2 separate regions of the Homo sapiens genome follow, and region 1 is linked to region 2. The links are chromatin loops, found by intact Hi-C in ENCODE. Cell type or tissue: OCI-LY7. All regions are shown on one strand.

Region 1 (8,000 bases), 320 kb before region 2:
GGTCCCTTTTCACTGGGCACACAGTGGTTACATGTCCTATCTTGCCTTGCTGTTGGATGCAGCCAAGGAACCAAAGTCTAGCCAAAGGTATGTGAGCAGATATATATATGTCACTTCTCTGTCCTCCAGTTCTTTCTCTCCCATCATCTGCTGGCTGAGTGCAGCATGTCCAGAGAGACGCCTGGGCCCTAGGATTTGGAAGAACCCCAAGAGGGCAGGAGCCTGGCTCCGAGTTGCCACTTGTAGGAGAAATGCCCAGAAGAGCCATGGAACCAGGAATACCTAGTTGGCCTGCGCATTAGCAAAACCTACAGCTGGTACAGTTAAGCCACTAAATTTGAGTCTGTTTGTTTATTATGTCAGTTAGCCTATTTTGACCTTTCCAAGCATGCATGTAACTAATTTATTCTCATAAGCATGGTTTATACCTTTTCACTTTTTTCTATTTTTCTTTTCCTTTACCTTTTACCAAATAGTATACTATGTAATATACTTTCCCAAGATAGCAATGTGGTCTCCAATCAGTAATACAAATTTATTTTATTTTATTATTTTTTTTGAGATAAGGTCTTACTTTGTTGACCAGGCTGGAGTACAGTCGTGTGATCATGGATCACTGCAGCCTCCAACTTTTGGGCTCAAGGGATCCTCCCACCTCAGTCTTCTGAGTATCTGGGTCTACAGGCACATGCCACCACACCCAGCTAATTATTTTTTAGTAGAGACAGGGTCCCACTACGTTGCCCAGGCTGTTCTCAAACTTCTGGGCTCAAGCCAACCTCCCACCTCGACCTTCCAAAGTGTTAGAATTACAGGCATGAGCCACTGCACCTGGTCCAAATTTACTTTAAATTAATGCTTGATCTTTATGAGGTTGCTCTCACTAAACATTGTTGAATAATGAAGAGTAAGTTCTAAGAAGGATTTTCAAGCCCTGGCATCTCAAGTAGCCCCTTGAGTAGCCCCCAGAGGTCAACTGGCAGGTATTGATTAGGTTTTTTACCACCTCTCTGTTTCTGACTCTGAAAACCAAACATTTGAAACAACCTTTTGTTTCCTGGAGAAGTCTGCCCCATGATTTTGCATGTTTTGCCTAATTGCCTCTCTTTGAGGAGCTCTGAACTGCAGTGAAGAAGAGACCTGACGGAGGTGAGGCTGCTAAAGATATTGAGGACACACAACTTTATCATGTCCTCCCAGGTCTGAGCTACTAAGAAAAGTAACTAGGCTTATTAATAGGATAGACTATCAATGAATGTGTACTTATTCATTAATTTATTCGCCACTTATTGAGTACCCACCGGGATCTGTGAAGGCATAGGAAAGCAAGTGAGCCTAAGTCAAGTCTCTACCTTGAGAGAATTTACACTCTAGTGGAAGGGGATGGGAGGGGAGGGAGAGACAGATGTGTCTGTAGGCAGCTAGGATCTTAATGCAAGTTGTGTGATGGAGGGATGCTAAAGGCGGGTATTTGTCAAAATTAATTGAGCTGTGCAAATTGAGGGTTTGTGCATCTTATTGTATGCAATATAATACATTTTTAAAGTACTGTTTAAAAAGAAACCCATTAAACTTGTTTTTTTAAAATAGCATTTATTAGCCAGGTGCAGTGAGTGGTATATGCCTATAGTCCCAGCTATTTGGAAGCCTTAGGTGATAGATCACTTGAGTCCAGGAGTTCAAGTTCAATCTGGGCAACATAACGAGACCCTTTCTCTAAAACAAACAACAACAACAAAAATAGCATTTGTTAATAGCCTTCCTCTTCTTCTGTCACAGGAAACACTTTTCTTTTTCATACTCCATTTATTTAAATATTTGTACCTGTTATTTCTGATTTTTAGTTTAGGCCTTTATTTTCTTTTGGAAAATCAAGATGTTTACAGATTCCTTATAAACTAACCTACTTTTAGGGTATTTTTGGCATTCTTATTCCACAAGCATAACACAAATTAAAATAGCGCTAAAATACTTTGAAAATATAAAGCAACATGGAAGTTCTAAATTATATCAGTACAGGTGAGGGAAGAATTGCAGACAAATTTAACAGTTTTGTGTACATTTTTCCTCCTGGGAAACAAGCTGAGTTCAAGTTATTCATTCTAAGAACTTAGTTCTGAAAATAAGTTTCAAAATCAAGCAGAACAGATAAAACTCCAAAACCCAAAATGTCAAACAAAACCAAAGTAACAAAAGCAACAGTCTAAAACACACTACCTACTCCAAATACTATAATGGCAATGATGAAAATAGAACAATTTTAAATAAAAGTATAGAAAACTAACAAGCCATCAAATGTGATCTTTGAAATAAACATTTGGAAGTGGTTTTCAAAAAGAAATAGTTCCAATTTTTAAGTATCAGAATTCTGACACACTCCGCAAATACTTAATATGATTTGGCTGTGTCGTGACTCAAAATCTCGTTTTGAATTGTAATCCACATTACCCATAATCCCCATGTGTCAAGGGTGGGACCAGGTGGAGGTAATTGGGTCATAATCCCCATGTGTCAAGCGTGGGACCAGGTGGAGGTGATTGGATCGTGGGGCAGTTTTCTCCATGCTTTTCTTGTGAGAGTGCATGTCTCACAGGATCTGATGGTTTCATAGGCGTCTGGCATTTCCCCTGCTTGCAATCACTCCGTCCTGCCACCCTGCAAAATAGATGCCTTGCTTCCCCTTTGCCTTCTGCCATGATTATAAGTTTCCTGAGGCCTCCTCAGCCATGCTGGACTGTGAGTCAATTAAGCCTTTTTCCTTTATAAATTACCCAGTCTTGGGTACTTCTTTATAGCGGCATGAGAACGGACTAATACAATTCTATGAGTAACATATGCAGTAGTAATTTATCTGGTGTTATGACTGTCTATAAGACGTTCCTTAACAGTCTTAAAAGTGGGAAGAAATATAAGCAATGATTCCTTTAGCAGTGACTGTTCAGTTTCAGCCCTGACAAAGATAACTTTTTATTGACTATGTTAAAGAAAGAATGGCTGAATAATCATTGTTAGTAATTGGCATAAGTCCCAGGTATAGCAATATAAACGCTACAGAAGCTTAACCTGTGCACATCTCAGGAACAGAATAGCTATCTCAGTGCACAGTATTTATACTTCTGACTAGCCCCTAGAGACCTCCTAGCATGTCTAATTTATTCTAAGGCAATACAGGTACAATTGCTTTCTGCTAGAAGTACCTCCTCATTCCACAAATAATCATTTGTTTGCCCTTAATGAGAACCTAGTTCAACCTTCTATTTCATAATTGAGGAAAACAAGACCCAAAGAGATGTAGCTCTGGCCCAACATAACCATCGTCTCCACTTAAAAATGAGGAAACTGAAGCTCAAAGCAGTTTTATGTTGTGCTCAGGGTCACACAGCTAAAATTTAAGTCCTGGCACTTCTTCAGAGCCACTGTTCTTAATCACTACACTAAACTGCATGTTAGTTGTGGTGCCATAGAACACAAAGCTTGGTACTACCAACATTGTCAGCACAGTTATTATTCAGTAATGTCAGCACATTACTTTTAATGGCAAAACCCGCAGGTACTTTTGCACCAAACTGCTACAATTAATTTGTCATATTTTAGGCACTCAAAAATATTGCTGAGCAAATCACTGAATGAAAACTAAATGCATGGAACATAAGCCTTAAAAATTGATCGGTAAACAATTTTCACCAGCACATTTAAAAGAATGACTCCAACCATACAGTAGTTAGACATCAGTTTCACTTCCTTTCCAAATTACCTCACTATATAAATCACTTTTTTAACAGGAAATAAAACATGACAGTTAAGAGGGGAAATGTACATTACCTACAAAAAGGTTTTAGCTTGAAAACAGAAAATGGCTGAATTACATAGGTGTGTATATTGAAAAAATCAGAATAAGTATAAACAGAAAATAACAAACGATAAACAAAAACTATAACATTTTAAAAGAATCAATATATGTCAACTTTTTGAAATTTCTAGTAAAAGGATGATATATATGATCTGTATATACACATATGTTGCATATATATTTCCCTAAATGAGGGTTGATTTATAAGCCATTATGTTGCTATCTGGTTCTTCTTCATTAAAGTCTTAATGCCATCTAGTAGGTATTGAGTAAAGGGGTCAGCAAGGCAGACAAGAATCTATTATGATTTACCAAAACCAAGTCTCAGATTTTCTAGGATAACACCCATTTAAAGAATGTAATCTGCCCAGAATTTTCATTATAAAACACTCTGAAATTTCATTATACAACATTCTGAAATGTCCACATTTGACACCAACATGCCCTCTCCCAGACTTTCTCTCAAAGGCAAAAATCAATACATTCAACATCAATTTATTCCACAAATATTTACTGGCTGTCTATTATTTGCTAGACTCCTGGGATAGAGGGATGAGCATGAGTCCCAAATTTGGGTTCAAAAAAATAAGTAACCTTATGTCAACTTAATGGTGAATTGCACATTAATAATCAGTTGACCTTTAAACAAGGCTAAAACTGTCTCTTTTTGCTAGATATGTGATTACCTAGGAAACTTCCATTACAAACAGGTAACAATAGGTTTTTGTTTTTTCTTTTAAATTCTTTTTAGTCTTTTATACAGTAAAGGGTTTTTAAAAATGGGAGACAAAAGAATTTTAAGTTATGAGTTATAAACAGAGTTTATGTCTATATAAAAAGAACTTATCAGTGAATATTTGCATTTTAATGGCAAAATCAGATAATTCCTATAAGCTACTGCAGTCAAATATATTATTGGAATCCCTTCATTTAATATTTTTTCATCACCAACCCAATAATGTTTGTAATTTTTTAAAAGTAATATTGACTCACTGTATAAAATATGAACTAAATGTCCATCAAAGCAGAGATGAATGAATAAATTATCATAGATTTGCACAATAGAACACTGTGTTAGTGAAAAAGAGTAAACTGAAGTTTCAGGGATTAGTATACATTAAATCTCAAAAACAGTATTGAGCAAAAAAATATATATATAGGTTTTAAAAATACTTTTACTATCTATACATTATTTCTGTCTTAGTTGGTGCTGCCATAACAAAGTACCATAGATTAGGTGGTGTGTGTCTATCTATCTATTTATCTGTCTATCTATCATCTAGCTATCTCTCTAGTGCGTGTGATACTATTTTTATAAAAGTACTTTTATGGACTGTTTGTGTTCCTCTGCCCACTCATATGTTTAAATCTTAACTCCGAGTGTGATGATATTAAAAGGTGGGGCCTTTGGGAGGTGATTAGGTCATGAAGAGGGAACCCTCATTAATTGGATTAATGCTCTTATAAAAGGAGCCCCAGAGAGCTTACTTTCTTTCTACCACATGAAGATACAACAAAAATATGGAAGTCTGCAACCTGGAAGAGGGCCTTCACCAGAAGCGACTATTCTTATCTTGGACTTCTAGCCTCCCAAACTGTGAGAAATAAATTCTTGCTGTTTATAAGCCACCTAATCTATGGTACTTTGTTATGGCAGCCCCAAATGACTAAGATAGAAGTAATGTATAGATAGTAAAAGTATTTTTTAAACTGTGTGGATTGATTTAAAAAAAAAATCCAGGAGAGTGAAGATGGAGAAAAAAGACTAGAAATGGAATCAAGAAAGGGTATTCAAGGGAGATGTCAAATGTGTCTATCTTGCAGTCCAACAACTATCTCCAGGCAGAAAGTACAGGTGATTCTAGTATTCACCTGCTTTGTTTGCCTTTTCTAAAGAATCACAGTACTAACCATCTTAGTCCAATGTCAGAAAATGATTGTTTCCCATAATTTAACATTTTTTAAGCTAAGAAAGTAATGACTAATTCTCTTACTTCCTTATGAAGTGCAAATCTTACTGTACTCTTTGAATTTTGAAAAATAACCAATGAAAAAGGAAAAAGAAAAAATCTTGAAATTAACATAGTAAATGTTGTTGATATTGGGCACTGTTGAGTTTTCCATTCTGGGATATTTCTCATATTATACTTTATAAGTTTCTGTATTCATGCATTATTTCATAATTTTAAAAGTAAATTTTTAAAAGTAGAAATGAGAAAAAAATTCAAAATTCTGAAAAGCCAAAAGGAGAAAAAAATTATCATTATTTTGCTGCTCAGAAATAACCACTTTTATCTTTTTTTGTGTATTTTACAGTTACATGGGGAAAATGAGATGATACTTCCTCTTACCATATTTAAAAATTGTATTCTAAAAATATTTTCATAATATTAACCATTTATCTTCACATATTTCCCAAATGAAATTTCATTGTACATCAGTAACATGTTTTATTCAATCAATCCTTCTTTCCTAGAATTTCTGGAAATATAATCTATAAAGTAAACTTTCTGGGTCAAAAACCTTATATAGTTTTTTAGGTTTAAAGTATGTTTTGAAATTGCTAAATTTCAAATAACATAATCCAAAAAGATTATATTAAATTCTACCAGCAGAATATGAGAGACCCCGTGCTTCAGAGTAGCATTTATTATTTTAAAAAATCTTTGCTAGTTATATGTAATAGATTTTACTCGTTTCATTTTTGGAAATTTCTCTTTCATGCCTTCCCCTGTATCTTAACTAGCTCTTTATCTTTTTTCCCTATAGTTCTTTAAGATTTTTATATTAAGTATATCAGCCTTTTCTTATGTATTGTGAAAATTTCTTCTGCGTTCTGGTTTGCCTTTAAATTTAGTTTAGGATGTTTTTAATGTCCTGAATTAAAAAAAAAATCTGTCAATATTTTTCTTTATGTTTTCTGCTGAATATGTACAATCACTTATACATTCTTTAGCATTTCTGTTTCATTTTGCATTTGGATATTCAGCCCATATGGAGTTTATTTTAGAATATTTGGACATATGGTTCTAGAAATCAAATTCCATTTTTATTATGAATTATTACAAATAGTTGATCGGCTGTTTCAAAGGCATTTATTGAATAATCCAGAGAGCCTATTACATTAAATTTTTTTCAATATTTAACTTTAAAAATATTTAAGACTGACATATGATAATTGTATATATTTATGAGGTATAACATGTTTCTGTACATGTATTCATTGTGTAATAATCAAAACAGGGTAATTAGCATACCTATCATCTTAAACATTTATTATTTCTTTGTCACGAGAACATTATAAAACCTCTCTTCTAGGTTGGGCACAGTGGCTCATGCCTGTAACTCCAGCACTTTGGGAGGTCAAGGCAGGGTCACATGAGGCCAGGAGTTCAAGACCAGCAGGCAAGGAGTTTGAGACCAGTCTGGTCAACAAAGTAAGACCTTGTCTCTAAAAAAAAAAAAAAAAAAAAAAGCCTGGGTTGGGCATGGTGGCACATGCTTGTAGTCCCTGTTACTGCTACTCCAGAGGCAGAGGCAGAGGCAGAGGCAGGAGGATTGCTTGAGCCCAGGAGTTCAAGGTTGCAGTGAGCTATGATCACACCACTGCACTCCAGCCTGGACAACAGAGCGAGATCCTGTCTCCCAAAAAACAAGCAAGCAAAACAAACATACAAAAACAAAACTTCTCGTAACTATTTTGAAATATACAATCTGTTATTATTAACTGTAAGTCATTCTACTATTCAATAAAAAAACAGAACTTATTTCGATCTAACTGAGGCTTTATACCCTCTGACCAGTTTTTCACCATCTCCCCTCTCCTAACCCTCCACATCCTCTGGTAACCACTATTCTACACTCTCTACTTTATGAGAACAACTTTTTATATTCACTTGTGAATGTGATCATATGGTATTTGCTTGGCTTATTTTACTCTACTTAATATCCCCCAGGTTTATCCACGCTGCCACAAATGACAGGATCTCATTCTTTTTTGTGGCTGAATAGTATTCCATTTTGTATTATGCCACACGTTCTTTCTTCATCTGTTGATAAATATTTAGGTTGGCTACTGTGAATAGTGCTGCAATAAACAGAGGCAGATATCCCTTGAATGTACATTTCCCCCCCGCCCTTTGTATACATA
Region 2 (8,000 bases):
CCACTGCACTCCAGCCTGAGCAAGAGAGCGAGACTCCGTCTCAAAAAAAAAAGAAAGAATTCCCCAGAAAGAGGTGGTGCAGGGAGGGTAACTAGAAGTCCCATGCATTGAATGGGAGAATACGTGTGGTTTAAGAAGCAGAAAGCCCCTGTTTTTAAAGGTTATTGCGGCTGGTGTGGCCTGGGGGAAATCTTTGTTACACTTCTAGTAAGGCAGCCTAAAATCGCATTAGCATTTTTGGCAACTGCATCACACTGTTGGCTTATATTGCGCTTACAGTCAAACAAAATCCCTAAATCTTTCACACTTGCTGTTCTTAAGCCATGTTCCCACTATCTTGAACTTGTGAAATTAATTACTGTTTGGAGTCTAAAAGTAGGGCTCTTAAATTTCATCTTGCTAGATTTAGGCCATTGTGTCAGCTTTCACAGAATATTTTATATACTGATTCAGGTTCTCAACATAATTTTCCACATAACCTTCGGTAATACAGAACCCAGAGAAATTCTTTATCCACAATCAAAAGTGACATATTCACTCTACCGTTCTGTTTTTGAGCCCACATCTTCATTTTGTTTAAGAGACTTTGTCCTATTTCTTTTTAACATCCTGATTTGCCAAAGTGCATTAGTTAGGATAGTTTTGCTTGCAAGGATGGAATGCTAAATCAACCTGGAGTAAACAATAAGGACATTTATGAGTGCATAGAGGTAGGAAGGGCTCCAAGTATGATACAACCACAGCCATGACTCTGTTTTGCTGTTTGTAATTTGGCTCTGCCTTTTCCCATGTGTTGTCCTCAGGTCAACTTCCTTTGTGGTTGTAAGATGGCTGCCAATAGCAGGGAGGATAACATGGTTTCTTGTTTTTGTCCAGAGGGAGGGTGACAATGAGAGAAAGTGTAAATGAAAGACTATTCTTTCAACCTTATTAGGACATCCTCCTAGAGTGGACCATCCTGATTTGCTTAGGAGTGAGAGATTTCTTGGGATGTGGGACGTTCAGCACTAAAACCAAGAAAGTCCTGGGCAAACCCAGATGGTTGGTCACCCAAGCAACTATACCTAGACCAGTAATCATTACCAGGAAAACACCTGAACTAGTTGGCTTAAACCAAGATTCCTGGCAAAGGGATGGGTACTTGCGATTGGTTTGGACACATGTTTCTAGTCTGTCTGTATCAGAGGCAACTGGGGGCAGATTCCCGGACCTCCAGATCTATGGATTCAGACTCTCTGGGCATGAAGATTGGAAATCAATTGTTATCAAGCAGTACAGATGGTAGTCCTACATACTTGTGCTTGGAGAAACACTGATTTAGACCTCAGCTCTGAAGCTGGGGTCAACACCCAAAATGGCATGACTAATACACAGTTGGGCAGGGCTAAGAAGGATATTAGAGAATCACACACCTGTACTCAGCTATTTTATTTCCCTGGTTTTATAGTCAAGTCATCCTGCCTCTCAGAAGGGAAGGAAACTGTTCTTAGATAAACAAACCATTTTGCATCCTAGTAATGCCCAGTGGTACTTGACTTCTCTTACTAAGTACTCATAAACCATGTCTGAGGTTCGCTCTTACTTTTTCGTCCTGGAATCAGCATCAAACTCACAACCAGTAAGTTTGTAGAAGTCATGATGTTCTTTAAAACAATTTTTTTTGAAAGTTAGAGCAGTATTTCATTGTGTTCAGTCTTTGAAGAAGCAGTATAGATATTTGAGTTTAAGAAATTGAACTCTGGTCAGGCAAACTAGGTGACGAATCTCAGCCCCTAATTTGCATATAGTGATTTTGCATATATTTGGTAACTTCTTAAAACATATCATCTGCAAAATAGAATAATGATAGAACTTACCTCATTGGACTGCTGAAAGAATTAAATGAAATAATGTTTATAAAGTTTTTAGCACAGTGCTTGTCTCATTAAATAATCAGTAAATTTTGATAATCAATATTCTGCCTCTTCATTCATTCATTGTTTGAGATATTCTGAGCACTGAGTCCCAGGGCTAGGGAGAATGCCTGGCACTAAAGAATGCAAAGATAAGGAGTAGTCCCTGCTGTTAGAAAGCTAACAGTACTGGCATTAAACTATAATGCCATTATAGTAGATTTACATATAATATACCAGGAGGAAGGAATGATTAATTTGGGGGATGATCTGGGTCCTGAAAAATAAGCAGAAGTTTTGTAGATTTCTAGATAAATATGGGAGAAGAGGGAGACAGAAGGATATTCCAGAGAAAGGGTGCAACATGAGCGTTAATAAAGGCATAGGGACACACAAGGGTAGGGCCCCTTTGTGGATGTAAGTAGTTTTGACGGGTGGAATGCAGGGTTCAGGTCAGTAGCAGTGGTGGATGATAGAGAAGTACTCAGGGGCTGACTCGGGGTTTTCTGGAAGAGTGTGGACTTTTATTCTAGAGATAGAATAGAGTTTTAAGCAGAGGAATTAGATGCCTGATCACATTTGTGTTCTGGAAAGACCAATCTGGGGACCATGAGGTGATGACTTGGAGGGTGGTGAGGCGATTAAATTTGTTAAGATCCTGAAGCAATTCAAGTGAGAGCTGATTAGGTCTTAAACCAAGAGAGGGATACAGGTTGCACAACCCTAATCTGAAAACCCAAAATCTGAAATGCTCCAAAATTTGAAATGTTTTGAGTGCCAATATGACACAAGTGAAACATTTTACACTTGATCTCATGTAACAGGTTGTGGTCAAAATGCAGGTGCACCACATACAGCTGTGATATATCCTTTCCACCGTGCCCTGAGTACCCCCCACAACAAGTCCACAGAGGGTAATAAAATGTCACATGTGAAGGCCCAATGTGCCAAAGGCAGGTTCTCCATAAAGCCCCACAATTAATAAAAATATTGTATGAAATTACTTTCAGGTTATGTGTATAAGGTGTATACAAAATGCAGGTGAATTTCATGTTTAGACTTGAATTCCATCCCCAAGGTATTCCATCATGTATATGCAAACATTCCAAAATCTGAAAAAATCCCAAATTTTAAACACGTCTAGTCCCAAGCATTTTGAATAAGTGATACTCAACCTGCATTAGGAATACAGCAGAAAGGATAGAGACAAGAGATACAAATGACAGGACTGGGTGATGGATTCGGTTTGGGGTGAGGAAAAAGGAAGATTTTGGGGGAATTCCCAGGTTTCTGTCCTGAGTGGATGGTGATATCATTGTTTCAGATAAGGGACCTACAGGGGGTGGTGGTGAAATCAGGCTTTGGACCTCTTGAATCTGGGTTTTCTGGGAGACATCCAGATGGAAATTTATAGCAAGTCACTGGGTCCACAAAGCCACACCTGAGGAGTGAGTGAGGCCAGAGCCTCCTGAAGAGATAGGCTGGGAAATCAGCAGGAAAAAGCCTTCCAGTATTGGGATTGGCGCGTGACAAAAACTGCCCGAGATGATGCCTCAGCAGAGTGTGTACACTAGAATGAGGACTAGAAACCCCAGAAAAAACAAAATTCCACAAAGCTCATTGAGGTGATTCAGTGGTGTCCTCTACATGTTTTCTCAGGTCTCAGGTCAGAATGAAACACGTTTAAACTTTTTTTTTACTCCCTCCTTTACAGTAGTTTTTACTAATTTTTCTAGTCCCTTCACTATTCACTTTCAAGTAACTGAGATTTTCTGTAAATTTTGTTTTTGAGAGGGTGAGTATATGACAATGTTCTAATTTTTAAATTACATCTTGAGAAGCTTGTTTTCTAAGTAAGTTTTTCTAGTTGTTTTCTTATGTTCAGGCAATTAGAAATTTTTAAAAATAAATTAAAAAGGAGTAATACTTCTCATAGTTAAACAGGGGTGGGGAACATGGAGGAGAGACAGACCTGAGAAATGTTTGCAGAGGGGAGAAAAATCCTGCACAGGCTATGTCCAAAGAACATTTTTAAGAGAGGGAAAGGGACGTGTTTACTGTGGTTGCTCTGGTATTTAAATGAACTGCAGCAATTCTTCCGTCTTTCTTCCCCAGCAGTTACAGAGGCAGCCTGGGAAAGATTAGAGACAAAAATCCCAGTTTCACATATGAAGAAATCAAAAAGATTCCAATAAAATTGTCTGAAAGACCTCTGCCAACTACAAACTAGAATCCATGGGTCACTGGGGAAAATCATCCTGTAACGACACAGGAAGTAAAGAACTCCAGCTAATGGTCGCCACCTAGTGGGAAACGACAGGATTTTAGGACTTGGAGATGGCCTAAAATAATTATTAGGAGTTTTGTTCATTCTTTCAATAAACATTCTTTGAGAGCATCCTATGTATCAGACACATTAATAAATACTGGGAAATATTTAGTAATTGTTTGTAGTTGGGTTTATGAACTCAGACCTCCATTTCATTTGGTGGCAAAAACTCAATCTCAGTCACTTTAGTACCTCTTTTCCCCCTGACCTGGGTAGGTCTGAGTTACAGGGTTTAGTTGTGGTGAGGAATCTGCAGAAGGAAGGGTTCATCTAGCCCTCTGCGTTATTGTCTTCAGCTGAGATTTTTTTCTTCTTTGAACATTGGCCCCCACAGGTCACTGCTGAATCAGCTCTTGTTTCTAAGCAAAGGGTTCTTTTGAGTCTGCCTCTCTCTTAGATATTTCCAATACCTTCTCAAACATTCTGCTGTTTTTGTATGGCTGTATACTGCCCCATCTGCTTAGACACACTGAACATCCATTTTTATGTTAGAGTCTTGATGCTTCCCTTGGCTTCATCTAGGAACTGGGTCACAGTTCTCTGACCTCGAATTCTCGAGATCTGTTTTGGGCTTCTTTTGCCCCATTTTCTACAGGCACAAAAGAGCTTATGTTCAGATAGCCCCATGTAGCTAGATAATAGGCTGTATGCTGGATAGCAAAGGTAGATGAAGCCAATAAGGTAAGCTGAGGACAGATAGCTGAAGATGTTTTATGTTATGCTAAAGTGTTTTGTATGTATTCATTGCAATGAGAAGGTAATTGCAATGGTTCAGGTAAGGGATAAAATGATATTAACTTGAGCATCAGAGAAGAATTATAAATTTAAAAGACAAATGGGCAGTAGAATTATCTATATTTAGAAACCCCAACCTCCCCAGCTCAAATGGCACCTCTGTGTAAATTAGTCATAAGCAGTTCCTACAGGAGAGACAATCCATGGGTATATAGCTTGGGGAGTAGAGTGTGGTGTGGATTTTATCCCACCCTTTGGCTGAGTGCCTTGGTGCCGTGAACAATCTGCCCAACCAAATGTGGTGACCCTAAATGTAGAAATGGAGAGTGGGAGGAATGATTAAGTCAGTGTCCTTAAAAGTATGTCTGGAAATAGATTTCTATTCACCAGCTTCTTTCCCTTAGGTATTTTAGAGAATGACTATGTAGGGTGAAAAGACACAGTCTGATGAGCCATGTGAGTTTCTTACTTCATTTTTTAACCTCATTAGAATTATGATACCGTCAGCAAAGATAAAAGGTTTAAGAAAGTACCTATCCCAGATAATTCTCAAGAAAAAAATCTTAAAGTTTCTAAAAAGGTTTTATTGGGAAAGTCTAAAAAATTGTCACAGCAAAGAAGAAACTAAAAAGACATAACTGGTAAATGTAATGTGATATACTGCATAGGACCCATGTACAGGGAAAGATGGTAAGTAAAAAATAAAGAACTCTGAAAAAACAATGGACTCTTAGTTAATAATAATGTATCAATATTGGTTCATCAATTGTAACAAGTGTACCATACTAATGTAAGCTGTTAATAACAGAAGAAACTGGGTGGTGGGGATATGAAAACTATCTGTACGATTATCTCAGTTCTTCTGTAAATATACAATTTTGAAAGAATTGTCTATCTTAAAAAAAGAAATAGAGGGAAGATAAATAAATATGGAAAAAAGAAAAAATTTCCTTGGTTTAGAATAACCAGATTTTACCTTGAACATTAAACAGATGAATTCACTCTAGTAGGCATTATGGGGCATATTAGGCGTGCAGCCTCACTGGGGAGATGTGCCATACACATGTGCACGAATGGATCACAAACGAGTAGTGTACATTAAATACCAAATGAGTGCAGCACAGCAGAGAATCTTGGAATTTACAAGACCAGGAAGTATCGTTGGTGGAAAGAAGAAGGATTGATTAGTGGAAGGGGAAGAGCTCAGCAATGTTCTGAGTTTTGTAAATATTTTCTCACATTCTGTGACTTGCTTTTCCATATTTTGCACAATTACCTTCTCTCTTAAACCTATGAAAAGGTGGCTGGGCGCGGTGGCTCATGTCTGTAGTCCCAGAACTTTGGGAGTCCAAGGCCGGTGGAGCACTCTAGGCTAGGCGTTGAAAGTTAGCCTGGCCAACATAGCGAAACTCTGTCTCTACTAAAAATACAAGAAATTATCCGGGTGTGGTGGCGCGCGCCTGTAAGCCCAGCTACTCGGGAGGCTGAGGCTGGAGAGTCTCTTGAACCCGGGACGCGGAGGTTGCAGTGAGCTGAGATCGTGCCACTGCACTCCAGCCTGGGCGACACAGCGAGACTCCATCTGAAACAACAACAACAACAACAACAACAAAAACTTATGAAAAGATGAATTTATTCCAAAAATTTTAAAAGCTCATCTTTTTTTCTCTTTAAAAAAACTTGTGCTCATTAGTGTGTGTGTGTATTTAGTTCTATAACATTATAATACATGTGGAGATTCAGGTAGCCTCAGGTATCCCCCACCAGAGTCAAGATACAGAGCACTTTCATCACCACTAGGATTCCTAGTATTGCGCTTTTATAACCACCTACATTTGACTCCCTCTGTCTGACACCTAACACATGAAAACCACTTAAAATTTGTCATTTAAAAATGGCATATAGATAGAATTATATAATATGTAGTCTTTTGAGATGAACTCAGCATAATTATCTAAACATTATCTAACTACAGTTCCTTCCCTTTTATTGATGAGTAGTATTCTGTGATATATGTACCACAGTTCGTTTAACCATTCACCCATTGAAGGACACCTGGGTTGCTTCCAGTTTTTGGCTGTTAGGAATATAGCTGCTGTGAACATTCATACAAATATTGTACAGGTTTTTGTATGAACATAAGTTTTTATTTCTCTGGAATAAATGCCCTAGAGTGCAATTTCTGTAATTATATGTTTAGTTTTATAAGAAACAGCCAAATTACCTTTCAGAATGGTTGCACCATTTTATATTCCCACCCGCAATGCATGAGTGATAACGGTTTCTCTGCATTCTTGCTGCATTTAGTGTTGTCACTATGTTGTATTTTAGCCATTCTCATAGACGTGTAGTGATATTGCACTGTGGTTTGTGGTTTTAATGTTTAGTTTCCTGATGGCTAATGATGTTGAACATCTTTTCATGTTTGTATTTGTCATCTGTATATTGTCTTTAGTAAATGTCTGATCATGTCATTTGTTCATTTCTAATTGGATTAGTGGTTTACCATTGAGTTATATATATATATATACACACATACACATATATGTATATATATGTATTATATATACACACACATATATATGTATATATATGTATATATATACACACACATATACATATATACACACACACACATATATGAGATACTAGCCCTTTCTAGCCTATATGATTTGCAGATGCTTTTTTCTTGCGTTGTAGATTGTCTTTTCATTCTCTTCACATAGTTTTTTTCCAGAGCAAAAATTTTAAATTTTCTTGAAGTCCAACTTACGGATTTTTCCTTTTGGGATTCATTCCTTTGTTGTCAAGTTTAAGAACTCTTTGCTAGTGCTAGATCCCAAAGATTTTCTTCTGTTTATTTTGTAAAACATAGTTTCTATTATATTAACGTACGTAATATATTTTTAAATTATAGTTTTATGTTTTACATTTAAATCGATGCACCATTGTGAGTTAGTTTTTATATGAGCTGTGAGACTGTTTGAGATTGACTTTTTCCCCTATGGATGTTCAGTTGCTCAAGCACTATTTGGTGAAAAGGC

What was found. Peaks named below come from ENCODE experiments on the same cell type or tissue, not always from the same donor. Only the 100,000 strongest peaks of a DNase experiment are listed, where the experiment ranks them.
Region 1: a loop joins it to region 2, with 2.1 times the contacts of the local background. A loop is called at or near these places in 9 of 110 quality-filtered maps.

The regions. Positions count from the first base shown.
Region 1 is chr3:167,840,338-167,848,337 of GRCh38, forward strand. No RefSeq gene overlaps it. Among named protein-coding and RNA genes, the nearest start is that of SERPINI1, 110 kb to the left of the region's middle. In OCI-LY7, no CTCF peak of the experiment used is centred here; DNase peaks (open chromatin) are centred at 3,424 and 3,774; H3K4me3 peaks cover 1,785 bases; H3K27ac peaks cover 2,210 bases.
Region 2 is chr3:168,161,648-168,169,647 of GRCh38, forward strand. No RefSeq gene overlaps it. Among named protein-coding and RNA genes, the nearest start is that of GOLIM4, 70 kb to the left of the region's middle. In OCI-LY7, CTCF peaks have their summits at 4,200 (motif pointing left) and 4,416; a DNase peak (open chromatin) is centred at 4,174; H3K4me3 peaks cover 436 bases; H3K27ac peaks cover 412 bases.